Linked DNA regions of Homo sapiens: all the other regions are linked to region 1. Evidence: chromatin loops called from intact Hi-C (ENCODE). Cell type or tissue: PC-3. All regions are shown on one strand.

Region 1 (5,000 bases):
GGAGCTCAAAGAGAAAGAATGGCTAGAATACTCTAGGCAAAAAGAAAAAGAGGAATATTTTAGTTTGAATAATAAATATGCAAGTTGAAAACATTTGAAAATTACCCCACTTCTTACTTTTATAGAGAAAACAGAGGACATAATCATCATTCACCATAAGGAGCTCATTAAATATGGTCCTATATAAATGATCGTGAAGGTAGTTACTTTTTGAAAAGCTACAGGCTCCACTTTTTCCACAGCCCAAGACCCCAGGGCCTTTGTCCTGTCATCTTTCCTAACATCAGTGACACGTTTTACGTCTAAGTACTTAGAGGTAAAAGTTTTACTTTGTCTCAAATCCTCATAGGCATCAACTTGTAGGCTTAATTGCAACAATGCATTGCGTTACATATAATAACAAGCATGAAATAACATATAGCATATGTCAGCAATATATTCTATACTGAGGCCAAATTCCATAAAAGTCAGTTCTCTGGGGATAGGACTGCACTGTATCTGCCACATGATGTAACACGAATACCTCCAGTTGTGTGTCATCTCCTGAGGAATGTGATATTAATCTTCACTATTTGATGAGTACCCTTCTGAAATGTGTATAATTTTTTTAACTTTTATTTTAGGTTCATGGGTGCATGGGCAGGTTTCTTCCATAGGTAAATTTGTGTCAAGTGGGGTTGTTGTACAGATTATTTCATTACCCAGGTATTAAGCCTAGTACCCATTAGTGATTTTTCCTGATCCTCTCACTCCTTCCACCCTCCACCCTCCGAAAGGGCCCATGGTGTTTTGTTCTGCTCTGTGTGTCCATGTGTTCTCATTATTTAGCTCCTATTTATAAGTGAGAACATGTAGTATAAAACCACATTTTCTTTATCCAGTTATCACAGATGGGCATTGAGGTTGATTCCATGTATTTGCTATGATGAATGGTACTGCAATGAACATACTTGTGTATGTGTCTTCATAATAGAATAATTTATATTCCTTTGGGTATATATCCAGTAATGAGATTGCTGGGTCGAATGGTATTTCTGTCTTCAGGTCTTTGAGGAATTGCCATACTGTCTTCCGCAATGGTTGGACTAATTTATACTCTCACCAACAGTGTATAAGCATTGCTTTTTCTCAACAATCTCACCAGCATCTGTTATCTTTTGACTTTTTAATAATAGCCATCTGACCGGTGTGAGATGGTATCTCATTGAGGTTTTGATTTGCATTTCTTTAATGATCAGTGATGTTGAGCTTTTTTTACATGATTATTTGCCGCATGTATATCTTCTTTTGAAAAGTGTCTTTTCATGTCCTTTGCCTACTTTTTATGGTGCTTTTTTTTTCTTGTAAATTTGTCTAAGTTCCTTATAGATGCTTTGTCAGATGCTGTATCAGTCTATTCTCACACCTATAAGGAACTACCCGAGACTGGGTAATTTATAAAGAAAAGAGGTTTAATTGACTCACAGTTCTGCAGGCTGTACAGGAAGCATGGCTGGGGAGGCCTCAGGAAACTTACAATCGTGGCAGAAAAGCGAAGAGGAAGGCAACACATCTTGCACGGTCAGAGCAGAAGAAAGAGAGTGAAGCGGGAGATAGTACATCAAACAACCAGATCTCATGAGAACTCTATCACGAGACGGCACTAAGGAGATGCTGCTAAACCATCAGAAACCACTCCCATGAGCCAATCCCCTCCCACCAGGCCCCACATCCAACACTGGGGATTGCAATTCCACATAAACTATAAAAACGCCAAGAGTAATTTAAAACTATAAAAAAGCAAGAGTAATTTTAAAAATCCTCATAGAACTTTCAATCTGGAAAGGATCTTGGATACTACCAAGTTCAAACTACACCCTGAGTCCCCAGCCCCCATTTACAGATGAGGCCACCTAGGGCTCAAAACATTAAAGAACTTGCCCAAGGACACATTACTACCAACCCGCAGGACCAGGACTGGTACTATAGTTGTTAAAGTCCTCCCAGTCCGAGACTCTTTCTGCTTTCCTATATATTCCATAATTTAAATACTGATACAGCATCGAGCAGGGGTTAGCAAACTTTTCCTGTGAAGGACAAGACAATACATAATTTAGGCTTTTCAAGCCATATGGTTGCATATGGTCTCAACTACTTAATTCTGCCATTGTAGCATAAGAGCAGCCATAGGCAAAACATAAGCAAATCGGTGTGGTTGTGTTGAAATAAAACTTAATTTGTAAAAACAGGTGGCAAACTAGATTTGGCCTGTGGGCAGCAGTTTGATGATGCCTGGTCTAGAGAAAAAGAACTGTACTTTCTCAGACTTTTGATTCACTTCCTTCCTGTATTACTCAGGCTATGGCATGAGTGAGTGTGGAAGAACAAGGTACATTTTGACCCATCCCCAAAGCTCCTAGAAAAGTTAGAAAACCCTTCCCAACCCATGTCGTAAATCATTAAAATCACATATACGCACATCCCAGAGAGAGAAAGGGTGAAAGGGTAGGGATACAGGCTAACGGGTGAACATTCTGGTAGTTAATCAGCTGCCTCTTCTACTTACTAGCTATTTACTTAATGAGATCAAATCAAGTGGCCAAGCTTCCTTGTTTATTGGTATCTAGGGGACTCATTAACTACCTATAAATCTCTGCTGCTCTCTGGTGGTAGAAGACATTCGAGAGAAGTTGAATACTGTAGAATTCAGCAACTGAGTTCCCAAAATGTTTTGGACACTAAAGAACTAAATGAGTGAGATAGAGTATTTTCAAACTTACTAAACAAAATCATAATTGAATCCTTGAAATATTTCTATGAATGATTTTCCTTCATCATAAATCCTCGTTTTTTTTTTCTATCAGGCCCAAACATCAGTTTTTCTGACAACTGAAGTTTCCATTATTTTTCTTTCTCTAAAGCAGGAGCATCATAACTAATAAACACTGCTCAGAAGAAGCTTTAATTCTTCCAGAACTTTCAGATAACGCACAAAAAGGTGTAGCAGAGAGTCAAAGGAGATTAAGCATCCATGTGGCAGCTGACAGCAAAGGGAATTTTAATGCAAATGACAATTTCAACTCGTGCATGTAGCTGAACATCAGCAGATTTTACTTCTCCTCAGTGCTGGTTTTTTTTTCTAGTGCCTTAATCACACCAGAGAAGCTGAGAACCCCATCTTCAGTTTTCTTGTCACTGAAAACTGCGCTTCAGGGATGGGTTGACATTCTACACCAGGAGACTAGTCAGACCACTATTTTCATATCAGTCAGTGTATGGCTCCTGGTGGCTCAAGCCAAACTTGGGTGGAGAGGTTCCAAAAACCGGAGGTAAGGAAGAGTAGGAACAAATGAGCTTGAATCTTTTATGGGCCCAGGGGCTGTGCCTATCTTACCCGCTGTGGTTAATACATTCCAGCTCCTGGAACAGAGACTAATACATTGCAGGGACTAATATGCTTTTACTAAGTGAGTGAGGAAATAATTGAATGAAACACTAGTGTTTATGAGAGTGGTTTATAGGCTATATAGCACCCTATAAGTAATCATTGCATTCATACTAGAAGTAGCAAAGGAGTGAATTACAAATCAAGAGATAATGGCAGGAAATAGCACATCTAATACGGAAAGAAGTTCTTTCCAAACCCACAATTTCATGTCTCCTTTCTCAGTATCACAGCATCACAAAACTTAGGGATTAGAAAGGATTTTAACACTTTCGTTGTCCAAACTTCCACTGACGCTCTTTATTCAGAGTTCCACAATATTACCACCAAATGGTAGTCACCCACCCTCTGCTCAGACACTTCCGGAGACAGGAACTCAATGTCTGCAAAGACACTTTGTATTTTGGATGGGGAAGGGAAGTTGAAGCAGTAGGGAAGTGTTGGAAAAGGAGATTCCAGAGTTGTGCTGTTCAATAGGTCGTCACTATCCACCTGTGACTATTGAGCACTTGATATGTGGCTAGTCCAAACCGAGGTGTGTTGTGATTTTTGAAACCTTAATACAAAAAAAGATGTAGAATATCATTAATTCCTTATAATGATTACATTGTGAAATCATAATAGCTTGTATCCACTAAGACAAATATTTTATTAAAATTAATTTCACTTTTTTCCGTTTACCTTTTTAATGTGGTACTAGAACATTTAAAAGTATGTATATGGCTCACATTATATTTCTACTGGGTGGCATGGGTCGAGAGAACACATTTTGTCTTTCTTTCAATTCAGCAAAACAAATAAAATGTCTTTAGGAGACACTAATATGGAAACTCTGGTCTGCTTTGAGTATGAAAATCAAAATCCCTACTCAATAATTTGAATCCTGTCCCCTCTGTTATGGTGCTTGTGTCTGTGTCTGTTCTTGGCTGTGAAATGGAAAAAATATTTTCTTCTTTTCCTTATCTCTACAGAGAGTCATAGACTCATCATGAGCCTCTCATAATGACAGTCTCTTATTGTCCTGGAAACAGTGTACAAGGAGAGCTGCCTCAGCTCAGTGAAAGGAATGGTTTTTTTTTTTTTTTTAATTATACTTTAAGTTTTAGGGTACATGTGCACAATGTGCAGGTTAGTTACATATGTATACATGTGCCATGCTGGTGTGCTGCACCCACTAACTCGTCATTTAGCATTAGGAGATATACCTAATCTCCCCCCTCCCCCCACCCCTCCCCCCTCCCCCCACCCCACAACAGTCCCCAGAGTGTGATGTTCCCCTTCCTGTGTCCATGTGTTCTCATTGTTCAATTCCCATCTATGAGTGAGAACATGTGGTGTTTGGTTTTTTGTCCTTGCGATAGTTTACTGAGAATGATGATTTCCAATTTCATCCATGTCCCTACAAAGGACATGAACTCATCATTTTTTATGGCTGCGTAGTATTCCATGGTGTATATGTGCCACATTTTCTTAATCCAGTCTATCATTGTTGGACATTTGGGTTGGTTCCAAGTCTTTGCTATTGTGAATAGTGCCACAATAAACATACGTGTGCATGTGTCTTTATAGCAGCATG
Region 2 (5,000 bases), 160 kb before region 1:
AGAAATGCAGATTCAATTCCTTGTAAGGAGGGTCTCCAGGTTGGGGAAAGGTGTGTCACCAAGTCACCTCAGCACGAGTATCTTAAATCTCTTCTTCACTCAGATTCCCTGTTCATCAATAATTATTCTGATTGTAATTTGATTTTCCTTTTCCAAGTCATTTTTCCTACCCTGTTTCCTCAAGTGAGTAACAGAACTCTGAGACGTTTGATCTTTTCATTTATAAATGTGTATCTGTGTGTGTGTGTGTGTGTGCGTGTGTGTGTGTGTGTTTAAATCATACACACAGTAGCAAAAGTCAATTCTGTGTGAGTCTGGCAGCATGAGGCAGCTGTCTCTAGACACCAATGCTTCCAGCCCAGCACACTATACAAAGACCATTGCTGAAACGCATTCTACGTAATGACAAAACGATCTGTAGACAATCCCTGGCAATGCCTTTCAAAACTTCCCTGCAACTGAGTACACATAAAGAAGTAAATCTGGACATAAATATATGTATTTGATCAAAAGGAAAAGATCCCAAGCAACTGCCATCTGCACATGCATCTCTCTCTCATTGATATTGAGGATGCTTTAGAATTAATATGTAGTCTAGGGAATCTCTCCTCTCTGCTTTCCCATGGAAATAGATACTTCCCGTGAAAACAGAGCCACTCCCTCTTTGGGGGAGAGGGAGTGGCTTCAGCTGTTAGCTTCTCTCTAAATCTCATCAAGTTCTACACCTTGCCATTGCTGCCTTTCTCACAACAATCATTCTGCTTGCACAGGATCAATTTCACCTTAGGACAGAATCACCAAATCTGAGTAATTATTGAACATTGTGGTCACTAATAGTTGACCCTAGAACACAGAGAGTTTTAAAAGTACACCAGAGGAAGCTATTTTATAATGCAACAGAAGTGCCGCTCACTTAACTTGGATAATTGAGGAGATAACTTTCATAATGCCCTAAAGATTGATATCCATGTTTTGTTTCACCCCCCAATTAAATGTATGTAACTATTTGTAAAGGGAGGAGAGAAAGTGAGAACAAAAGCAAGATCAAATGGGCAAACAGACGTCAAAGAAAATATGTACTTCCGCCAAAATTTGGGATTATAGTATCCCTCATCTAGGTGGCAGGTTTTGTTGCTACTGAGAGAATATGGTAAAGCTCTCCTTTTCCACTGAAGGTTCCCAAAGGCCTAGTATGATGAGCTGGGAGCCTGGCCTTAGCTGGTAGCACCTGCTACATACTCAGAATTTTCTAGTCTTTTTTTTTTTTTTTTTTTTTGCATCTGACAAAGGTCCAATATCTATCATCTATAAAGAATTAAATCAACAAACAAAAAACAACCCCATTAAAAAGTGGGAAAGGGACATGAACAGATAGTTTTCAAAAGAAGACATACAAGGGACCAACAAGCAAAGAAAAAATGCTCAGCATCACTAATCATTAGAGAACTGTACACCGAAACCACAGTGAGACACCATCTCACACCAGTCAGCATGGCTATGTTAAAAAGTCAAAAAATAACAGATGCTGGCGAGGTTGCAGAGAAAAGGGAATGTTTATACACTGCTGGTGGGAATGCAAATTAGTTTGGCCATTGTGAAAAGCAGTTTGGTGATTTCTCAAAAAACTCAAAGCAAAATTAACATTCAACCCAGCAATCTCATTATTGAGTATATGCCCAAAGAAATAAAAATCATTCTACCAAAAGGACACATGTACATGTATGTGCATCACAACACTATTAACAATAGCAAAGACACGGAATCAATCTAAATGCTCATCAATGGTGGACTGGAAAAAAAATGTGTTGCATATGCACCATGGAATACTACACAGCCATAAAAAATAATGATATCGGCCAGGCGTGGTGGCTCATGCCTGTAATCCCAGAACTTTGGGAGGCTGAGGCAGGTGGATCACCTGAGGTCGGGAGTCCGAGACCAGCCTGACCAACATGGAGAAACCCCGTCTCTACTAAAAATACAAAATTAGCCGGGTGTGGTGGCACATGCCTGTAATCCCAGCTACTCAGGAGGCTTAGACAGGAGAATCTCTTGAACCTGGGAGGTGGAGGTTGCAGTGAGCTGAGATCATGCCATTGCACTCCAGCCTAGGCAACAAGAGCGAAACTCCATCTCAAAAAAAAAAAGAAAAGATATCAAGTCCTTTGAAGCAACATGGATGAAGCTGGAGGCCAGTATCCTAAGCGAATTAACGCAGGAACAGAGCCCTCACTTATAAGTAGGAGCTGAACACTGAGTACACATAGACACAAAAAAAGGAACAACAGACACTGGGACCTACTTGATAGTGGAGAGAGAAAGGAGGGTGAGGATCAAAAATCTACCTATCAGGTACTATGCTTATTACCTGGGTGGCAAAATAATCTGTCCACCAAACCCCTGTGACATGCAATTTACCTATATAACAAACCTGCACATGTACCCCTGAACATAAAATAAAAGTTAAAAATCTAAGTGATTTTTTTTCTATTTGGCCTATAACACGTCCATCAGAAAACAGAATTACACTGATTTTTCCCTCTACATGTGTGTAACAAAATCTTTTAGGAATGTAAAAATCCAATGTCTCCCCCCCACCAATATTTTAGGATAAAATAGAAGCATTGAGAAAATGTGTCATACTTAACTGTAGTTTTGTGAATTTCAGAGCAGAAAGTAGGAGCTAAGTCAATTAGCACAACAGACAAATGTGAAGAAGAGAAAGAATAAAGTATAGCTAGATATAACACAGAAGAAAATCACTGAAATTTAATGTCAGTTATTTTATGCAACTCATTGTGCTCTTCCCACAGATACTGTCAGATCAAGGAGAAAAATAACAGAGTCACATCACTTCCTAAAAAAATAGTCCAATGTCTTGAATAATCAGAGATTCAGCATTCAGCTTCTAAGGAAGGATTGACTCTTCCTGATTCCTTGGGGATTAGTCTTAGTAACCACAGACAGAAGAACTCATAGCAATGAGCCAGGAAGAAATTTTTAAAATATTTTATTCTAGAACACACAAAAAGTGCAGCAGTGATCTCATGCTCATGGAATTCACTGGTCTTGCCACATTCCACACCATCCCGAAGCTGCTGGCTTGATAGGATGGTGGAATGGCCTTTTGAACACTCAGTTATAATACCAGTTAGATGGCAATACCTTGCAAGGCTTGTACAAGGCCCTCTGTATATGCTCTGAATCAGCATCCAATATATGGTGCTCTTTCTCTCAGAGCCAGAAGTCACAGGTCCAGGTAGCAAGGGGTGGAGATGGGAGAGGCACCATTTCCTATTTACACATAGTAACTCACAAACAAAATGTATGCTTCCTGTTCATTAGACTTTATGCTCTGTTGGCTTAGACGTCTTAGTCCCAGAGGTAAGAATACTTCCACCAGGAGATACAACAATACTTCCATTAAACTAGAAGTTAAGACTGCCACTTTGGGCTCCTCATGCCTCTGAGTCAACAGCCAAGAAGGGAGTTATGATGTTGGCTGGGGTGATTGATCCTGACTACCAAGGGTAAATAGGACTACTACTCCGCAATAGAAGGAAGAGAAGTCTGAAATACAGAAGATCCCTTAGGGCATCTTTTAGTATTACCATGCCCTGTGATTAACGTCAAGGAGAAACTACAACTACCCAATCCAGGCAGGATTACAAATGACCCAGACTGGTCAGGAATTAAGTTTTCGGTCACCCCACAGGTAAAGAGCCACAATGAGCTGAGGTCCTTGCTGAAGGCAAAGAAAATGCAGAATGGGTAGTAGCAGAAGGTAGTTATAAATACCAGTTACAACTACATGACCAGTTACAGAAATGAGAATTGTAATTTCATGAGTGTTTCCTCCTCATCTTGTTATGAATATATTTGGGTGTACATAGATATATATTAAGCAAACATATTTCCTTTATTTCTAATCTTATTTCCTTATCACATAACATGATATGTATTAACTTTATATCAGTATTTAACTATTGTTATTTTTACATCATAGTATTAAAGTGTAACTTGTAGGATATATGTGTATATATATGTAATTTTATATATACATACATATACATATGTAATTTTACATCATAGTATTCAAGCATAACTTGTAGGATATATGTGTGTGTGTGTGTGTGTGTGTGTGTGTGTGTGTATGTAACTTGTACATAGTATTCAAGTGTAACCTGTAGGATATCAGAAGAGAAAATGTCACTGAAAGACTTTACCTTCTCTTCTGAGGAAAGGATTAGTATTCCTTGTGTACGCAGGATCCTCGTATCCTGGTAGGTGGCATTACGGCCTGGTTTTTGTCTTTATTTGAAGGTTAGGAATGGTTTAAGGAGATTCATATGGGTGCCAAGCTTACAAGGAGTTAATTGTGATGGTTGATTTTATGTGTCAACTTGACTGAGCTAAGGAATACCCAGATTGCTGGCAAAACATTATTTCCCGGTGTGTCTGTGAGGGTGTTTCTGGAAGAGATTAGCATTTGAATAGGCAAACTGAGTAAAGAAGATTGCACTCACTAAGGTGGGTGGAGGTAATCCAATATGTAAATGGAACGTAAATATGGAAGAAGGGTGAATTTGCTTTTTTTCTTTGTTGGAACTGAGACATCCAAGTTCCTCTGCCTTTGGACATATATAATCCTGGTTCTCAGGCCTTCAGACTCAGACTGGGACTTACACCACCAGCTCCCTTTTTTCTCAGGCCTTTCGACTTGGAAGGAATTATACTACCAGCTTTCCTGGTTCTGCGCCTTGCATATGACAGACTGTGGGTCTTCTCAACCTCTATAATCACATAGGCCAATTCCTATAATAAATTTCCCCATATATATCTATATTATTGTGGGGATTCTTGGCCCCCATAATCACATAAGGCAATTCCTATAATAAATTTCGTCTTCCATATATCTATCTGTCTATCTATCTATCTGTCTATCTATCTATCATCTGTCTATCCTATTGGTTTTATTTCTCTGAGGAACCCTGACTAAT
Region 3 (5,000 bases), 460 kb before region 1:
ATTTTTCTCACAGCTTTGTATGTTGAATTATAGTAGGAAAAACTGTATGCATAGCTAGGATACTTTTGTAGTTCTTCAGGTGTGATGTGGTAAAAATGTGGCTTATTAGAATAATGAATGTGGCAGTGGGAAGGAGGGATAAAATATTACAAACATGGAATGAATATTAACTGTAATAAATTACATATAAGGGAGGAAAGAGGAGCCAAAGTAATAAATATATATATTTAGGCTAATAACAGTGTCTTTTGTGGGAAGAATGTGTGTATTTATCTACATAGATATAAATTTAAGTAAAATGGTGGTAGATAGAAACCATCATCCATTTTATTTTGGCAATCATCAGTCTCTCTTGCATTACCACTATTATATCCTAGTTTAGGTTCTTATTAATACTTGGACTGTCAGCTGTCAACTGTGCCTAATACTGTGGTAAGTTCTGGGGATACATCAGAGCAGAAGATAGAGGTTTGCCCTTAGAGAAATTAGTCTGCTGATAATAGCAAGTACTTATATGGAACTTTCTGAGTAGTAGTCACTTTTATAAGCTTTTGCTGTATAATTCCTTTTATAAGCCCATGCTATAAGCTCTTGTAAACTCATAATCCTCACAATAACCTTATCAAGTAGGAATTAGTATATCCTTTGTACAGATGAGGAAACTGAGGCACAGAAAGAGATTATGTAACATGTCCAGAGTTACACAGCTAGTGAGTGACAGCACTAGGATTTGAACCTGGGTAGTCTAGCTCCAAAACCTATGCTTTTAACCACTCTTCTGCATTGCCAAAGCAGAAAGAATTTAAAGGAATAAGACATATTTACATTGTCCTCAGAATATCTTTTTTGACTGTCACAGCATTGGAACTGTAATATATTCTCTCCATTCATTTCTGTGTTCATTATTTTGTAAGAATTATAGTGGCTCCATATGTAAGTTAGAGTGCTAGGCCTTGTTCGGCAGACAAAAAGAATCAACAGTCAGGAGCCCGGCCAAAAGAGTGCAGAGTCTTTAAGAGGGAAAGTGAGAGCTATTCAGAAATGCAAAGTAGAAGTCAGTATGAGTTAACAAAAGTAAACTAGATAGAAGTTCACTAGTAGAAAAAGTATTCATGAGTCAAGAAGGCTTACTAGAAGTGTGGAATTATAATTGGATTTTAAATAATGTTATATTTAAATATGTGAATGTTATATTTAAATATATGGGATCTAGTGGGAGAGAAATAGAGGTCAAAAAAATATTAGCTATGTTATGGGAGTAGGGAGAAGGTTAGTTTAGCTGAAAGGGAGGCATGTGAGAAGAGAAATTGTGAGAAATAATGTTTGGACCCTTAATGCCAAACTAGGAGGTTGAACTTAATTTATGGTCAGTGAAGACCCCTTGAAGAATGAAGTGACAATTTTGGTTCCTGTGCAGAATACATTGCTTGGAGTAGGGGGATATTGGCATTGCAGACATGAGTTTTGATTTTTGCAGGGAGAGGTTAAGACTCAGGAATATAGTACTCTACACTTTATAAGGAAGGAGTTCCAGTTGTAGCTTTGGATTAAGAGATTGGAGCAAAGGAAAAAATAAAGTACATACATTTAATGTAAAAAGGCGTATTTGTGGTTATATACTTATTCTATAGTACTTTTAGTATCTTTTAACCAAACTTATTCCTTGAGCTTGCTGGGGGAAGGCCTTGTGTTGGATACTAAACTGACTTTTTTTTGACTATCCAGGGCCACCCAGTGCTCCTGCAGAAGATCGTTCAGGAACACCCGACAGCATTGCTTCCTCCTCCTCAGCAGCTCACCCACCAGGCGTTCAGCCACAGCAGCCACCATATACAGGAGCTCAGACTCAAGCAGGTCAGATTGAAGGTAAAATAGAGTTTAGAACACATGTTTGGGAAAGTACATGTGTAGAAGTGTTTATTACAGCATTGTTGTAAACACTTCATGTATTTAGTCATGCCTTAAACACAGGAAAAATTTTGATTTACTGACATGATTTGATGTTAAAAAACCAAATAGAACAATATGTCAGGTATGTTTCCAATTATTGGAATGAAAAAAATACCTCAAAAAAGTGTTTCTATGAATATAGATACAGAGTGAAAGACCAGTCATTAGTCAGTGGTGACCCTTGGAGGGGAGGATAGTGAAGTTCAGACTGGTGATTTCACACTTTATTTTGTGTTATAGATGCTATTTTATCTCCCTCCTTTCTTCAACATCTGTGCATGATTTTTCTAATTTAAAAAAGATTTCTGAATAGAGGTAAAGGATAACTTTAGTTGTAGTGGGTTTTTTTTGTTAAGATTAGTAGCCTTTTATAATTTTGTAAATTTAGCAATATGTCTTTAATGGAAAAAAAGCAGTGTATTTTAAGTCAGACTTTTTCTTCTGAAATAATCTGTCCTTGGATATGCAGTTTAGTCTCTCTGGGTTTTGATATTCTTTCACTGTAAAATGTGAAAACTGGACTGAACCCAGTGGTTTCAAAAGAATGTCTTTAGTTCTGAATGAAATATAACCTGAAAGCTCCATATTTAAAATAGGGGATTGAAGGGCAACAGACTTCACACAGCAGGCACTAAGGTGCCTCATTGAAAACCTTGGAGTTCTGCAGAATGTGACTAAGTACTTAACTAATCTCTAGGGTGCCTTCCAGATAATGAAGTGTGATTTTTGTATTGTCTATGTGTGTTGGGACCTTTAAAGCCGCATTCCACTTCAAAACAAACACCAGGTGGTGCTCTAACTATTTGTTTAACGGGTCAGATAGTGGTATAATGTATTTCCAGCCCCAGAAGCAAGTGATTAAGGTTATCAATTACATTAAAACAAAAACAAAACATAGGCTAAAATGAACTGACCACTTTTGGAATAGAATCCTATCATCCTGTGGTGATACTTTCAGAGTTACCTGGCTAGGTGTGGTGCCTCACGCCTATAATCCCAGCACTTTGGGAGGCCGAGCCAGGAGGATCACTTGAGCCCAGGAGTTTGAGACTAGGCTGGGTGACATAGTGAGACCCTGTCCCTACAAAATAAAAAAAGATTTAAAAAAATTAGCCAGGTGCTATGGCATGTGCCTATAGTTCCAGCTACTTGGGAAGCTGAAGTGGGAGGATTGTTTGCATTGTTGAATTGAAGTGGGTGGTCTAGGCTGCAGTGAGCTGTATCACTCCACTGCACTCCAGCCTGGGCAACAGAACGAGACCCTGTCTCAAAAACAAACAAAGCCAAAAAAAAAAAAATCCACAGAGTTGTCTGTTGGATGAACACCAGTCATTATGGACTAGCAGGTGACATTTTGCTGATGAATCAGTGGTTTGCGAAGAATTTCTTATTGCTTAAGCCTTTTCTCAACCAACTTTAATTAACTCCTCCTCTGCACCAAAATGCTACTGCCAAAACTAGAACAAACTAGAACTAAAGCAGATGTCAGCTGAAATGGACAAAAGCAGAGTATAGGTATGATGAGAGTTTAATGCCTACATCAAGCGAACTAAAGATTTGTTTTTAAATAAATCCCATTTTAAGCAGTGTATACTGTGATACAATGACAGTTGGAAGGATCATTGTACCAAATAATGTTTGCTGTTTATGTATAAATAAATGGGAATTAAGGCGCTACTAGCAATATCTAAACATTCTATGAAGTGTTTAATTGAGCATTTTCAAATAAGTAAAATTTTAAAAATGCGAAAGGACATACAGTGAAAATTCTCTCTCCCACCTCTGTCCACAGCAACCAAATTCCTTTTTTCAGAGGTAGCAGATTAACACTGTTTATATGCATTTAATTTTTAGAGTAGTATTGTATGCCTTGCTGCAATTAACTGTTAGCTTACATTAAAACATACAGTATGAAAATTGTACAATTAATATGTGACATCATTTAAACTATTAATAACTGATCTAATTCTAGATCAGTGCTGTCCAAAAGAATTACGATAGAAGCCACATGTAGTTTTTCTATTTAGCAGCATTAGAAAAATGTTTAAGAAAAGGTAAAATTAATTTTATTTAGCCTAATGTATCCAACGTGTACTCACTATTAAAAAGTTAATTTTTTTGGTACTGTGTATTGGAAGTCTGGGATTTGACACTGATTTGGAACACTTCAAACAACAAACAACATATCACATTTCAAACAAGCCACATTTCAGGTGCTCAATAGCCACATGTAGCTAGTGATTATTTTAAGAGCACAGCTTTAGATAAATATAGTCGTTATTTATAGATTCCCAGCATGAATTATAGGCTACTTTTACTTTTTGTTGTATAATGAGTCTTTGACATTGTCAGTTATTTAGATCAACTACTGGTTATAATTTGAGCAGAATTACCAACATAAAATGTATTACTTATAATTTGTTAACATAGCAATCTCTTACAATGTGTTAATAGTCCATACTAAAATTAAGAATTCTGAGTTGTTACTTAACTCCCATAAAAGGGACTTTGGAACTGTGAATTTTATTCCAAATAAATGTAGTCTTAATATGTTTTTCAGTTAAAAGGATCAACAAGATATTGAGCATCATTAAAAAAAAACCAAAAGGGATAATGTTACTCTTTTTCATATAAAGCCAGTGCCTGTTACAGGAAGACTATGTGATGTTGCCAGAAATGTAACTGGTAAGGAGAAGAACGCTAAAAATCATCAGAGATCGGGAGATATTGCTGTTTGACAGCCTAAAAAAATGAAAAAGCATATAATTAAAATCTTTAAAATCATATGCCAATATAATGAAAAGCTGAGTAGCCTTTATTATGTAAATATTGAAACATACATAGAATAATCAACTCTTCATGTAGTCATGTGGCTTCAACACTTACCAATATTTTGGCATTCTTTTTTCATCATTTTTTCCCCACTGCACCCCTTTTAATTTGCTGGAGTAGTTTAAATCAAATTATGAACAGCTTATTATACTCAGGTATTTCAGTATATATGTCCAACTGATAATCTTCTTTTTAATATAACCACCATGCTGTTACTT
Region 4 (5,000 bases), 190 kb after region 1:
GATTGCCATATGATCCAGCACTTCTACTTCTGGATATATACCCAAAAGAACTTAAAGGAGAGATACAAACACACACTGAACACCCATGTTCATAATGGCATTACACACAATAGCCAAAATGTAGAAGCAACACCACTATCTATCAACAGATGAATAGAACAAAATTTAGTTGATACATAAAATGGAATATAGTCAGCCTTAAAAAGGAAGAACATTCTGACACATGCTGCAACATAGATGAACTTTTAAGACACTATGCTAAGCGAGATAAGTCAGTTAGCAAAGGACAAATACTGTGATTCCACTTATTTAAGGTACTTAGGGTCATGAAATAAATCATAGAAACTGAAAGTAGAATGGTGGCTGTCAGGGTTTAGGGGGAGAGAGGAATGAGGAGTTCCTGTTTCATAGATACAGAGTTTCAGTTTGGTAAAAATGAAAAAAGTTCTGAAAATGAATGGTGGTAATGGTTGTACAATAATGTGAATGTACTTAAAATAGATTAAAGTCCCTATTATTCAAAATGAGAACACAGATACTAATTAACTTTGGACTTTGATAGGTCTATCAAGTATATTATAATTTATAGAAAACTATTTAAAAATAGAAAGAGTCTAAATCTTCTAGAACGTAAAGCAAACCACCGCCCCCCCCCCCACACACACACACAAAACAAAACATAACTAATTTTTAAAATACAAGAATGGGTGGGGCACAGTGGTGCACACCTATAGTGTGCTACTTCGAAGGCTGACTTGAGGCCAGGAGTTCAAGGCTGTAGTGCACTATAATCATGCCTGTAAATAGCCACTGCACTCCAGCCTGGGCAACATAGCAAGACCTATCTCTAAAAAAAAAAAAAATACAAGAAAGGAAAAAAAGTCAAGCAGACCAAATAAAAAGCATAAAGAAAAATAGTAGTATAAAATATAAACAGACTATGCCTTATAGTTAAAAATAAATGTAGACTGAATGTAAAAAGAGAAGTATCCAGATACATACTATTTACTGGCAACACATATAAAATGAAAATGTCCAAAGGAGCATTGTTTATGAGAGAAAAAAAACTGGATACAATCCAAACTCCATCAATAAAAAGTAGGTAGATCTATTTTTAATATTAATACAATAAATACATAAGTAAAACTGGATGATCTCTAGCTCTATGCATCAACATGAATGAATCTCACAAAAATGTTAGGCAAAAAAAATGCATGCCATGTAATACATATTGTTCAGTAACCTGAATCATTTTTCTAAAGTTCACAATTATATAAAACTTAAAATTCAGAAAAGTGGTTAATTCTAAGGCGAATGCATGGGAATGGGACAGAATGGGCAAAGTGGGGAACACAGAAGGCTTCGGTGATGCTGATAATAGTCTATTTTTTAATAGAAGGTGAACATTTGGGTGTTTATTTTAACATTATGTTTTTTAACTTAAATGCATCTCATATATATTAGACCTGTGTTATAGTTCTACCTCTGCCACTTAATCTCTTTGAACCTCAAAAAGTTTCCACATTTATAAAATAGAAATATTAACTGCTCTCCTATCTATCTCATAGGCCTAAAGTAAAGATTAATATCAAAAGAGGATAGTGTGAAATGAATAAAAATAACACTATTTTTCATGATTATAATCATTTAATCCAGAAAAATATTTAGATGAAAGCATATCAAAATATTATCAATGCTTATTATTGAGGAATGGATTATGGGTAATATCAATTTCATACTTTTCTATATATCTCTTAATATAAATATGCATTATTGTTCAAATTAGGAAAAAGTTTAAATGTTTACATAAATTACATATAGATAATAATGAAATATTATTTTGAAAAGAGTGATAACCATATAATGCAAATGTTCAAGAGTTAACCGTGCAAATGAGTATCATTATTAGTAATTTTATTCAAAACTGACTAATGTTTCTAGCATAAAGGAGTTGAACTTAGGATATATGCACTATTTGTATCAGTGTTTTTCAAATTGCTAGTCAGAAGAAAATTTATGACATAAAACATAGAAGAGAAATTTTAAGTTAACAGGGGAAAATGATCTCAAAATAGAGTATCTTCTTTAGTGTTTATGTGGATTATTGTCATTACCAAATTACCAAAGGAAAGCTTAAAAAGAAAATCAACTGACATGAATATAGGAAACTATGACAGAGCTGGAATACATTAATAAAAATGAAACCTCCTCCACTTCCATTTAAAAGCTTTGGGCTCCCTCTGTTGGAAGTCTATATTAGAGTCTTGCAATTTAAAATAGCAATTTGATCCCTTTCACTCAAGGCTAATTACCAATCCCTGCTGAGTGGCTAGCTACAATAAAACCTTTATTACTTTTGTAAAACATAATTTTATGAAATATTTTTCTTCTTTTTTTTATTTTTAGGTACAGGGTCTCACTCTGTCACCCATGCTGGAGTGCAGTGGCTTGATCATCGCTCATTGTAACCTCTAACTCCTGGGCTCAAGCAACCTTCCAGCTTCAGCTTTCTTAGTAGATAGGACTACAGGCACACAGTACTGCACCTGACTAATTCTTTTTTTAAAAGTTTTTTGTAGAGACAGGGTCTTGCTATGCTTCCCAGGCTGATCTTGAACTCCTGACCTCAAGCCATCCTCCTATCTTGGCCTCCCAAAGCACTGAGATTACAGGTATGAGTCACCACACCCAAGCCTATTTTCTAATACAATTCGGTATATATTATTTGGAAATTAAATTAGACTTCTTTACATTAGCAGTTATAAAGTATTTCTAAAAATCCCAATGGGAAGTAAAATTTAAAAATACTAAAACATTCTGCTCAGTCTGACCTAAAAGGGAGTTCTTAATAAATATTTATAATGGAAGGGCAAAAAAAGAATCAGAACTTCAATTAGGAAAGTAATCTACAGACTTGTTCAGGAATTGATAGCTCATCTAAAGCAGTACAAATGAGAACAGTAGCTGGCTGACTTATCTCCATATTTGGGGTTAAAGAGGTCTTGCCAGGGATAAGCCAAAACACAGGAATTAAACACTAACATATTTTGCAAAATAAACTAAAAGTCTTCTATATCAAAGATACTATAAAGAAAGTGTAGTATAGCAAACTTGAAAAACAATTTACAATACATATTACAAAGAGTCAATACCTTTAATGAGAGTTTTTAAAATGAATAAGAGATGAGCACCCTAATAAGGACAAATACTAACAGAAACTCATATAAGAAATTTTTTAAAACATATTCACTAAAAATGATTAAGTTTGGATAATTGTCCCTGACCAAATCTCATAGTGAACTATATCCCCATGCTAGAGGTGAGGCCTGGTGAGAGGTGTTTAGGTCATGGGAGCAGATCCTTCAGGGCTTGGTGCCGTCTTCATGATAAGTGAGTGAGTTCTTGCTACATCTGGTTAAGAGTGTGTAGCAGCCTCCCCACTCTTTCTCTTGCTCCTGCTTTCACCATGTGATGTGCCTGCTCCCCCTTTGCTTTCCACTGATGGCAGCAGCAGCAGCCCATCTGGAGCAGCTGCTGCAAAGAGGCCGGCTGCAGTGGGGGAGGCACAGCCGGGACTGCAAATTCCACAGAGCTGGTGGGAGCTGGGAACAGGCAGAAGCCCCACCCTCCTTCCAAGTTGGAGGGGCGGGAGTCCTGCCTTCCCCAGCACTGCTGCAGCCACATAGCCACAGCTGCAAACCTGGGCATTCCTGTACTCTAAGGAGCCCAGGAAGGCCCCCATGCCCCCGCACACTCAGAAGTGTCTGCTCCCACTGCCCAGCCTCTCCACTCTCAGTGCCCACTCCAATTCTAGAGCAAAGTTGAGGCCAAGGCGAGGCACTGTCACAACCTGGCCAGGTGTACACATGCTCGGGTACACGCCAGCCCCCTGCCACCTCAGCCCCCTCTGGACTTTGGGGGCCAATGAGCACAGGAGGGAAGGGGATGCTGAGGGCAGCTCAGTGTGGGCCTGCAGGCACCCCTCAGCATGAACTGCCTGGGCACTGGGGATAGGAGGTTGATGGCAGTGGGAGGCAGACCAGTTCCTGGGCAGAAAGGGGAGTGTCCCCAGTGAAGCCCCTCCTTCAGGCCTGGGACAGCCTGAAGTCTGGGGCCCAGGCTCCCAGTTCCGTGGACCAGAGTGACAACTTATGGTGCTTTCTCCAGGCTGAGCCATGGCTGCCTATGGACCAATAAGCGTGCACTTCCTACCCTCCAAAGGCCATAAAAACCCCTGGACTCAGCCAGACTTGGGCAGATATCAGGACTACCTGCCTGCAGAGAGAAGCTACCCACTGTGGGTCCCCTCTCAGCTGAGAGCTGTATACTCGACAGGATCACCTGCCTGCAAATAGGAGCTATCCACTTCAGGTCTCCTGAGAGCTGTACTGTCACTCAATAAAACACCACTTTACCTTACTCACCCTCCAGTTGTCCACATACCTAATTCTTCCTGAACACAGGACAAGAATTCAGGACTTGCCAAGTGGCAGGACTGGAAGAGCTATAATACAAACAGGGCTAAAAAGGGTGCTACACACTCTTGCCACGTTGCGGGTGACTAGAAGAAGAGAAGACAGAAGGAAAGAAGAGCTGTGGCCCTTAAGGGAGCCCACCTAAGAGTTCCCCTAGCCAGGGCTGTGACACCCTCTTTGGGGCTCTGCAGTTCCTGGTGTCTCCAAGCTTCTGGGCACCACCTCAATCCCCAGTGCCAGCAGTGGAAGCCACTTGCAGTACGACTGGTCCAACTGCAGTCTTGTGGGAAGCCAGCACCCGTGCCAGCACCTGGAGCTGCCCGTCCCACCACAGCCGACATGCCTGGCTGTGCACAGTGGCCAGACCCAGCACTCACTCGCTCACACACCCCTCGCCACTCTGCACCTGGCTCGCCGTTGGCAGGTATGGAATCCGGGCCAGTAGTGGGAGCCAAGCACAGCCTGCCAGGCCAAGTGGGCAGAACAAGCCCAGCAGACCCAAGTAAAACTCAGGCAAAGAGGTCA
Region 5 (5,000 bases), 610 kb before region 1:
GATAACCTAATGAATTCTAGGTCGCCCTCTTTTATTTTAATTATTTATTCTTGATTCTTTTATATTTTTTACTTTTATTTGTGTTTGATTTATAAAATGTGTAAAATAATATATTATTTTATTTTTACGGCTCTAGAAATCTATAAGAATTTCTAACAATTATGTTTACATGTTTAAGTATTATTATCATAATACTAATTTAATCCTATGCTAAGAATTTTAAAACTTTTTAAATTTTTAATTATTATGAGTTCAGAATAGTTGTACATACTTATGGGGTGCATGTGATGTTTTGATACAGGCATATAATATGTAATGATCAAATCTGGGTAACTGGGGTATCCATCACCTCAAACTTTTATCATTTCTTTGTTTTGAGTATATTCCAATTCTACTCTTTTAGATATTTTAAAATATACAATAAATTATTGTTAACTATAGTTGCCCTATTGTGCTACCAAACACTAGATCTTATTCCTTCTACCTACTTGTATTTTTGTACTCATTAACCATCCCCACTTTATCCTACCCTGCAACCTCATTACCCTTCCCAGCCTCTGGTAACCATCATTCGGCTCTGTGCCTCAATTAGTTCTCTTTCAAAGGTAATTCAACCAACAGCTCTGAGATTGGACGTCAGTATTTCTTAATGCCTTTAACCTTTAATGCCTTAAAGTTGGGATGACATATATTTCTTGAGTGTGTATATGAGTTGTGGGAAGAATTATGATGGTTAAGGAAATGTTCAAATGGAGGTGAAACAGTGCTCCTTATCTGAGTCCTCTCATGATCTTGGGCTGTTCTGCCTATTTTCACATCTTCTAAAGGGAGGATTAAAGATTTCAAGTAAAAAGCTGAAAGTGTAGGCCAAATAACACCTGATTTGCTGATCTGTGCCTGAGGCCCAAATACATACAGCCTCTAAAACATACAGGAATAAGCTCACCCACGTAATTAAGGGGCTTAGCAGTTTAGGATGGAACAACCCTCTTTCATCGGCTCAGAAACTGACGCAGCTTCCTTTTGCCTCTGATACCAAGTCTAAATTAATTAACATTATTCTCAAAGCTTAGACTATTTGGGTATCAAATCAAATCAAATAATGTCAATTGCATGTGATTCAATGTATAGTTATGTGCTCATCTTATGTTCTTAACATAAGGCTTTTACCAATCAGGCTGACTTGTTCTCTGTTCTCCCAAAACATTTTATTTTAATTCCCATATCTATGTTGAATTAACCGCCCTCTCTTCCTTCAACCTATCAGCTTAATTCTGAAGATTCTTTATGGCCAAATTCCAAACCTTTCCCTCCTACTACTTCATACTGCTCTCTTCTGTCTATAAATTCCTAGAGCAGAGAGCCTGGGGAATTACTGGATCATATGCTGTTTAGTCCTCTAATTATCCCTATCCATAAATTCTTCTCACTGCATTATAATTCCCTAAAGAGAAACATATTTCTTTGGTCTCTATTATAGCACCTAAGGAATCTTTCTTAACATGTAGTATTGAATAGGGAGCTCTAGGTGCAGAAAGAAGAGAGAAAGTATAAGGAAGATATTATCAATATGTCCTAAGATGTTGTCTGTAGGTGAAGACCCTGAGACTGGAGAGTTAGTGACTTGTCCAAGAGCAAGCAGTTAGTGGCCAAGCCCATCATCAGAGGTAAGTCTCCAGGCACCGTAAGTGCGGGCTCTTTCCACTTCAGCGGTTAGACTATTGCATAGTGAATGGCTCAGTTCCTTCTCAGATGGACCTGCCTTATTCTGAGGACCATCTGTCTTCATACCCCCACCTCTCTTCCTGTGTCCCATTCAGAGGAAGAAATGCCAGCTTCTGTTCAAATATCTCTGGTATTTGATTCTAGTCAGAGATTCAGGAAAGGGAGGATCACCACCAGGACAGTGATGGCCAGGGCACACGAGACTCCCCAGAATAAGATACCTTCCCCACTTCTCACTTCTCAAGATATGTGTCTAAAATATATTCCGTCTCTATTGTGTGTATAGTACGGAGGATGACTGAGGACTGACGATATTGCGGAATAGGCTGAACAGTGAAAAAGACAAGAGCGATGATGCTGCCCTCTAGTGGCAGAGTGTAGAAACACAACTCATAAGCAAACACCAAGTTCACATCCTAAAAGAAGCGTCCTTCACCCCAAGAAGTCAGACCACAAAAATAGTTAGAGGTAGAGTTTGAGTTATTTTAAAAAATCTTAGGTTTTAATTTATTAGTACTTTAATCCATTGTTATGGGTAAAATTGTGTCTGTCCCCCACAAATTTCATATTTTGAAGTCCTAACCCCCAGTACCTTAGAAGGTGATCTTATATGGAAATATGATAATTCCAGATCAAATTAGTTAAGATGAGGCCATACTGAAGTAGGGTAGTTTCCAATTTAATATGCCTTATGTCTTTATAAAAAATAAAAATTTGGACACACACACACACACACGTGGAAAACACCATATGGACATAAAGGAAGAGATTGGAGTGATATGTCTACAAGTCAAGGAATGCCGAAGTTTGGCAGCATACTATCAGAAGCTAACTAAGAGGGAGGCATGGAACAGATTCTCTCTAACACCTTGAAAGGGAGCATGGCCCTGACAATACCTTGATCTGGAATTTCTAGCCTCCAGAACTGTGAGACAAATTTCTGTTGTTTAAGCTGCTCCGTTTGTGATACTTTCTTATAGCAACCTTAGCAAACTCAAACAACCCCATTACTTTACATTAGTTTTAAGCTTAATGTTTTTAGATTTCAGAATAAAGCATGGAAAATGGTACACTGAGGGCAATACGGCAAATGCCAGGGATGAAGATATTATCTACCCCAAGTTTTATTACCAGCCATAAAATGCATTATCTTTGTTGAGAAACTTACTGACAACTTGGCTTAGTTATACATTTATACTATTTTATGGGCTCACCAGGTTGGCAAGTGTCCTTAACCAGTATTTTTGTCATTCCAACATTCCTCTGGGAGGCAATGTTTATACTTGTAAATCATTTATTAACTAGTGACTTCTGCATTGTTGTCTTTGGTGTCTTCTAATGTTTTATACGCTTGCTAACTAGATCACAAACTCGTTGAGTATCCTTGAATATCATACATTATTATTAAGCTTTCTGGGGATTATGGGCCTTCATATCCTGTAAAATGCATGGTTCTTATTGCAGAATGGCCCCTGTATTAGTTCTCCAGAGAAACAGAACCAATATACAAATGTAGGCTTGAGGGGAGGATTTTAAGGAATTGGCACAAGTGGCTGTAGAGGCTGACAAGTCCCAAACCTGTGGTACTTTCTTAGAGCAGCCTTAGCAAACTAATACAATCTTATTACTTTAACATTAGTTTTAAGCTTCATGTTTTAGAATTCAAAATAAGGCATGTATTTGAGACAACAGGCTGGGAAGAGTTGATGTTACAGTTCAAGCCCAGAGGAATTCCTTCTTCTTTGGGAAAGGTTAGCCTTTTTTTATTAAGGCCTTCAACTGGGCTGGGCATGGTGGCTCATGTCTGTAATCCCAGCACTTTGGGAGGCCAAGACGGAAGGATTGCTTGAGCTCAGGAATTCGAGACCAGCCTGGCAATATAGGCAGCCTGTGTCAAAAAAAAAAAAAAAAAAAAAAATTAGCCAGTGCCAATAGTCTCAACTACTCGGGAAGCCTGGGCGATTGAAGCTGTGATGAGATGATTGTACCACTGCACTCCAGCCTGGGTGACTGAGTGAAAACTGTGGAAAAATAAAAAAATTAAAAAAAAGGCCTTCAACTGATTGTATAATGATATGGTTTAGATGTGTGACCCCTTCAAATCTCATGTTGAAATGTGATCCCCCATGTTGGAGGTGAGCCTATACGGAGGTATTGGATCAGGGGGCAGATCCCTCATGAATGGCTTAGCACAACCCCCTTGGTGATAGTGAGTTCTCTGAGTGCGTGAGATCTTGTTTCGGAGGGTATCACCTCTCCTGCTGTCACTCTAGCTCCTGCTAGCTCCATGTGACATGCTGGCTCCCTGTCGTCTTCTGTCATGATTGTGAGCTTCCTGAGGCTCTCACCGGAAGCTGAGCAGATGTTGGCACCGTGCTTCTTGTACAGCCTGCAGAACCATGAGTCAATTAAACCTCTTTTCTTTATCAGTTACCCAACCTCAGGTATTCCTTTATAGCAACACAAAAATGGCCCAATACAGATGAGGCCCACCCACATTACCAAGGGTAATTCACTTTACTCAAAGTCTACTGGCTTAAGGCTGGGCAAGAGTAGCTCACACCTGTAAACCCAACACTTTGAGAGGCCGAGGCAGGTGGATCACATGAGGCCAAGAGTTCGAAGCCAGCCTGGCCAACGTGGCAAAACCCTGTCTCTACTAAAAAATACAAAAATTGCTGGGCATGGTGGTGCATGCCTGTAGTCCCAGCTAATCAGATAGCTGAGGCATTAGAATCACTTGAGCTGGGGGCGGAGTTTGCGGTGAGCCGAGATCATGCCACTGCACTCCAGCCTGGGCAATAGAGCGAGAGTCTGTCAAAAAATAAAAAAAATCAAAATCCAAAAAGTCTACTCACTTAAATGTTAAGTGTTAATTCTCATCTATAAAATACTTTCATCTTCATCTCTGATCTAGGAGGACATTCAAGACCCAGGCTCCTTTTGTTTGATCGTTCTACCATTTTTTGAGATGTCCATGTCGGCATTCAAGACTATAGAAGGGGAAAATAGAGTGGCTGGAATTTCTAATGTGATGTGTAATTTCTACTGTGATCTGGAAATCTGGAAGGTGCAATCATCCTTTCTGCCTATTTTCCAATAGCCTAAACTTAGTCATATAACTACACTTTGCTTCAAGGGAGGCTGGAAATAATCGTGACTTGCTTGCAGGCCATTAGCTCCCCTGAAATTAAAGTTCTTTTTTTTTTTTTTAAAGAAGGAAAGGATAGATCGTAGGTTATTTGGTAGTCTCTTCCAAAACACTCAGGCAAATT
Region 6 (5,000 bases), 200 kb before region 1:
ACCCATTGTAGGACAAACAGTGCACCTATGCCTGGAGCACAGTTTGAAAAAGATGACTTCAGCTAAAAGGTCCTCAATAGCTTTCCAATAAAGAAAAAACATAATATTAAAAACAAGACTTGCCATTTCTTTTATCATTATTATAATTTGATGTTTTTTTCCAAATTACCAAAACTACAAATATTTTTTAAATAAACAACAAAAGTTTTGTGGCCATTTTCGACAACTATGTTTTTTTTTCTTTCCCATTATAAATAAAGAAAAATTGTGTCAAGAGATTTGTGTCTAGTGATTGCAACACGATAATTAAAGCACTGGGATTGTCCAGAAGTTTGCAGTAACAAAGTTGCACCTATATCATCCCTATGCAATGAATAAAAAGTAAAATAAAAGTCTTCTGTAGGTATTAAGACTGAGAAAACCCCCAGACTCTTCTCAAATGATATGTTACTGTTAAATATTCCATTAGTAGGTACAATTAACTCTGAATGCTTGTGGCTCATAATTGATTTATTTAAATCACAGTTTTATTGTGATCAAGGAGCAAAACTCTTGGTAGAAAAAGATCTAAGAGTGCTTGTTTTTTATTTTTCTTTAATTATTTGATCAGAGTTGAGAAAGTTTACTTAGTCTTTTTTATTGCTGTTCACATTATCGTGTGAAATATCAACTAGCCAACCGCTTCAGCCTTCACATGCTGGATTCAAGTTTCACTTTACCCACCGAGGAAAGAACAGTTTTCACTTGGGACAAGATGATCCTGGGGCAGACTACCCAGAGAGAGGACCTAGGGATGATCTTTTGGATATTCTGACACTAGCAACCTTTCTTTCTGACTTTAGGCACACCAGGTTCTTGACAAGCCTGCAGCTCTGCATTACTTCTGATGTTTTCCATCATGACTGTATGGTAAATTCCAGCCTGTTTTTCACAATCCTGCTGACTACAGCAGTCTGCAACCATAAAAAGCCTTCACAGACCTAGAGTTGGCTTAGAGAAGTGCCTCTGCAGAGAAACAAAAGTACATGCAACATTTATGTTCAGAGACAGGAGAGAGGCAACAGCCTCTTGTTTTGGTTTCTGATGGGCTCAAAGGGTTGTTTTTAGGGTCAAAATTTAGAAATTTTAATTTTCTTCTGATAACATTTGTAAACAAAATACCAACACTAAAATGAGAGCAATTTAGCCAAGAAAGGGGGGAGTGTCCTGTCCAACAGCTCAAGCCCTCTTCCAAACTCCACTGGAGGGACGTGTCTGCAAATCAGCACATGACCGTACTTTGGTCTGACCTGCCTAGACTCCCTCAGCTTCCTGGTCAACAGGTATGTTTGAGGTTCACACCAAAGATTCAAGGTTTCAGAACCAGCTTCTTTTGAATCTTAAGCTAGTACTGATTCAGTCTCTGGGGAGGAGGATAAAAACACCAAACAACTCTTTCTAACAGACTATAATATCCATTTACACAATATGATTCAATACACAAGCACTATAGTTAGAAAGTATACAGTTCAAGCTCTGATGAACAGCTGCTCAATGTAATAAGTTTGTTTTCATTTTTGCAATAAAGAGCTGTAATTGAAAAGTAAATAACAGGAGGGGAAAGTAAAAGTTTAAGAGACCCCTTCACACATTTGAACTTTGAATCTCTGCAGAATAACTCTATTCCCCCCGTATGGTAAAGCAGATCATATTTAAAATCAACATTTAAAAACATCTATATCTTAATATTATTTTTAAAACATAAAACATCAGGCTACTTGCCTTTTGGCAATTTCTGTGCATTTCCCAGGGCTAGTGTAATACTTCCACAGAGAAGTAGACACCCCAAACTGGAGAGCATGTTGCATTTGCCACCTCGCATGGGGAATGATGCTGGTGGGTGCCTCGCAACCCTGGAGCTGCATTTAAGTGGACTGTCTCCCAGTGACAGAGGCGGGCGGCTGCACTTAGCTGTGCCGTGGGCTTACTCACAGGGGGTGGAGACAAGATGACATCACACCCTTTCCCACACACACCAAAAAAAAAAAAAAAAAAGCACAACAGCAAAAACATATCATCACATTTCTTTCTTTCTGCTAAGTTGTAACTGTGTCTCTTCCTTCTGTGATATAAAAATTCAAATTATGGCAGATCTGTATTTGTGAAAGAAGAAGTATTTAGGCAGTTTTGAAACATTTGATAAACTATTTTAAAGAATCCAGAAACAATGTACTAAAAGCTATCAAAATGTTAAAAATATAAAATAAAACCTTATTAAGAAGGAAACTTTTTAATTATCCAGTAAACCAACCCAATTCTTTTAAATGGGAGTAAACTCATAAAGATATATTTTGAGCCATTCTGTAGTTCCTGTATTATGAGAAACATTTAAGAGTAAGTCTTTGGCTACAAAGCTATACATTACGTTATAATATATATGTGTATACACATATATTCAACAGATGTAGATGTAGAGACGTAGAGAGAGCACTATTACTATGTGAGCCTCAACTGTGGACTGAGTTCTGTAATCGAGTCTTTACCTACTTTACTGTATTTTAATCTTCCCAGTGCCTCTGCAGGAGATATGGCATTATCCCCATTTTGCCATTAAGAAAAGCTGAGGAAAAAAGGTTAAGTGTCCTGACAATGCTAGTATATTCTACTGCTTAATAACGGATGCCACTTACTAATGAATTGTCCTTGAGCAAACTTCATCTCTATATTATCAATATTGATGACATTTAAATGCTTGCTCCGTGTTAGGCACTGATCGAATCAGTTTACACATGTTAAGACATTTATTCCTCAAAACGGTCTATGAGGCAGGCATTGTCATCATCCCCATTTTACAGATAGATAAACTGGGCACAGAGAGGTCAAGTGAAAGTCCAAGGTCACAGTGTTGGCATTTTAAGCAGCCCATTTAACTATAGTGCTTCCAGTCTTAATTACTACATTTTAGATTCTAAAATAAAGATGACAGTATCAATTTCTTACATTTGCTAGCAGTTTTTCGAAAGTAGTTGCCATAGAGCCTGACACACAGGAAACATTTACTAAATGGCAGTCACTGGAAACAATAATAATGAAAATGATAAGCCCCCAGTTAAGTAGAACTATAATTCTAACCTGGGCATATTTACCTCTGAAGTCCACATGTGTATCCTTTCCCCCTACATCACTTTGGTCAAAATATATAGACGCATGGGTGGAATGGCTGGGTTAATAAAGCACTTTAAACCTTGTTGGTATATTTATACTGACTCTTTGAAAATCGCTTACCTCATTGGGGTGCTGTAGCTGAACCAAAAACAGTAAGAGAAAAATTAAATAACACTGGTCAAATGAAATTCTAGTTAGAAAACTTATCAAAAAGAAAAAAGAAGAAAAAATGGAAGAGACAGCCCCGTCTTCCAAATAAAGTGTGAGAAGGCACCTTGTTAAAGTCATTTAGAGTTGGCTGGGTCTAAGCTCTCACCATAGGAATGCTCTGGCAGTGACTACAGGAGGCACTGGCTTATTTAACAGGTCTTTTTCATCTCTGATTTTTTACTTGAATAAGCAGTTCCCTCAATCGGGGTTAGGACATTTATCCAGCTGGCACTGCTGGTTCTGCTCCTATATGTCATTGCCATCACATTAAGCCAGTGAGACCACTGTGTTAGCAGGAAATGACAGGTTTTCTGAGGGGAACAAACCCAGCAGAAATATTGTAAAGAAGGCTGGTTCTTCAAAACATTTATGAGGGGCTGGTGCAAGAGTTAGGAATTGACCTCTGCTTGGCCAGCAGGAATTCAGGAATTGGCCTCTGCATGGCCAGCAGGCAAAGTCAAATCCACCTTAGCAATCATTATTTGCAGTTTTGCAACTGACTGTAGGCTAATTAAATGAAGCACAATCTCTAATTATTGTGTCAGAAATAAAAAATGGTTGCATTATCTTAGCTAGTAGGACACTTGAACATTCAGTGAGGATGTTGAAAGTATTAGGGCTCTCCTCAGACTAGGGAGGAGTAACACTACAGAAAGCAACTGTGCCTCTTTTGCTACTGTCTCTAGTGCCTAGAATATAAGAATACAATAAGTACATGATGAGTAAGTGTCAAATGAAACAGAATTCATCAATTCCTCCCAATAACCTAAGGGTTAGTTCTAGATTATGTCAGAGAACACTTGAGTATGACCTAGAATGTGCAGTTGTTGGGAGATAATTTTGCAAGGGTAACTAATGTTTCCGCACATCCTATGAGCAGAGGCACTAACTCCCTATGTTCCAGAATATCTTGTAAAGAATATTTGCACATAAAATATCCTTGGAAGATAGAAATTTGTGTTCTGTTCCATATAATAAAGGTAACATCTCCCTCTGGGGCAATGTGAATACATGATCACTTCCCATTATAAAATATTTAAGTTCTCTAAGCTTGTCATTCCTCTTCTGTAAAACAACCCATGGCATGTGTACATATCACCTGTACCTCTTTGTGTTGTCCTGTGAGAATTTGGGCTCCTAGAACTAGTGCAAATGCTGATATTCAGGCTACTGCTATTGCTGTAATAAACTGTCCTTTCCTTTGTCTTTGACCCAGGTGTTTTGTGTCTCCTGCCAGCCTCTATGAACTGCATGTTAGCTTGCAGATAGGATAAAAATCTCAGATCTTTCACAGTTCTTGAAAATAGTATTGGCCCGCGTTAAAATATTTTATTAAATCATGCTTTAGTATAGTGCATTTTGTGTAATACCTACACTGAAGTCTATTATAAGAATCAGCCATGAAACCCCCTATTGTACATAGTAAGAGTGTTGCTAGACATTGCTTACTACATCATATAGTACCTCCTAAAAAATAACAACCCTGGAGAAAACGTCTGACTGCTGTGTCAAATATGAAAAGTTGTGGCTATTTTTCCAGAGCAACTGTATTTATTTTTTGACATTGTAACCAGGTTTCTCTTTCTGTGTTGACTGGTAGAAAATTAGAGCCAAATACATCCCCCACCCATATTAAGTGTATAGGT

The links. Peaks named below come from ENCODE experiments on the same cell type or tissue, not always from the same donor. Only the 100,000 strongest peaks of a DNase experiment are listed, where the experiment ranks them.
Region 2: it touches region 1 in a loop (7-fold over the local background); 3 of 110 quality-filtered maps call a loop at or near these places.
Region 3: it touches region 1 in a loop (7-fold over the local background); 18 of 110 quality-filtered maps call a loop at or near these places.
Region 4: it touches region 1 in a loop (12-fold over the local background); 10 of 110 quality-filtered maps call a loop at or near these places.
Region 5: it touches region 1 in a loop (8-fold over the local background); 8 of 110 quality-filtered maps call a loop at or near these places.
Region 6: a loop joins it to region 1, with 6 times the contacts of the local background. A loop is called at or near these places in 4 of 110 quality-filtered maps.

The regions. Positions count from the first base shown.
Region 1 is chr3:101,193,664-101,198,663 of GRCh38, forward strand. No RefSeq gene overlaps it. Among named protein-coding and RNA genes, the nearest start is that of IMPG2, 120 kb to the right of the region's middle. RefSeq lists an enhancer at 4,676-5,000. In PC-3, CTCF peaks have their summits at 2,660 (motif pointing left) and 2,860; DNase peaks (open chromatin) are centred at 518 and 2,478; H3K27ac peaks cover 2,420 bases.
Region 2 is chr3:101,033,399-101,038,398 of GRCh38, forward strand. No RefSeq gene overlaps it. Among named protein-coding and RNA genes, the nearest start is that of ABI3BP, 42 kb to the left of the region's middle. In PC-3, no CTCF peak of the experiment used is centred here; DNase peaks (open chromatin) are centred at 3,043 and 3,493; H3K4me3 peaks cover 733 bases; H3K27ac peaks cover 1,918 bases.
Region 3 is chr3:100,734,851-100,739,850 of GRCh38, forward strand. TFG (trafficking from ER to golgi regulator) reads left to right here. Exons shown (of 8, transcript NM_006070.6): 6 at 1,726-1,866. Among named protein-coding and RNA genes, the nearest start is that of TFG, 28 kb to the left of the region's middle. RefSeq lists an enhancer at 2,357-3,234. In PC-3, CTCF peaks have their summits at 2,737 (motif pointing right) and 2,939; no DNase peak of the experiment used is centred here.
Region 4 is chr3:101,379,790-101,384,789 of GRCh38, forward strand. The region is part of intron 6 of SENP7 (SUMO specific peptidase 7); the gene reads right to left. Among named protein-coding and RNA genes, the nearest start is that of IMPG2, 62 kb to the left of the region's middle. In PC-3, a CTCF peak has its summit at 2,244 (motif pointing left); a DNase peak (open chromatin) is centred at 2,242.
Region 5 is chr3:100,588,654-100,593,653 of GRCh38, forward strand. No RefSeq gene overlaps it. Among named protein-coding and RNA genes, the nearest start is that of ADGRG7, 18 kb to the right of the region's middle. RefSeq lists a silencer at 2,021-2,180. In PC-3, CTCF peaks have their summits at 2,096 (motif pointing left), 2,299, 3,025 and 3,256; a DNase peak (open chromatin) is centred at 2,068; H3K4me3 peaks cover 273 bases.
Region 6 is chr3:100,991,545-100,996,544 of GRCh38, forward strand. It overlaps ABI3BP (ABI family member 3 binding protein), which reads right to left and starts at 1,877. Exons shown (of 68, transcript NM_001375547.2): 1 at 1,762-1,877. The coding sequence starts at 1,840. In PC-3, no CTCF peak of the experiment used is centred here; DNase peaks (open chromatin) are centred at 967 and 1,957; H3K4me3 peaks cover 2,238 bases; H3K27ac peaks cover 1,440 bases.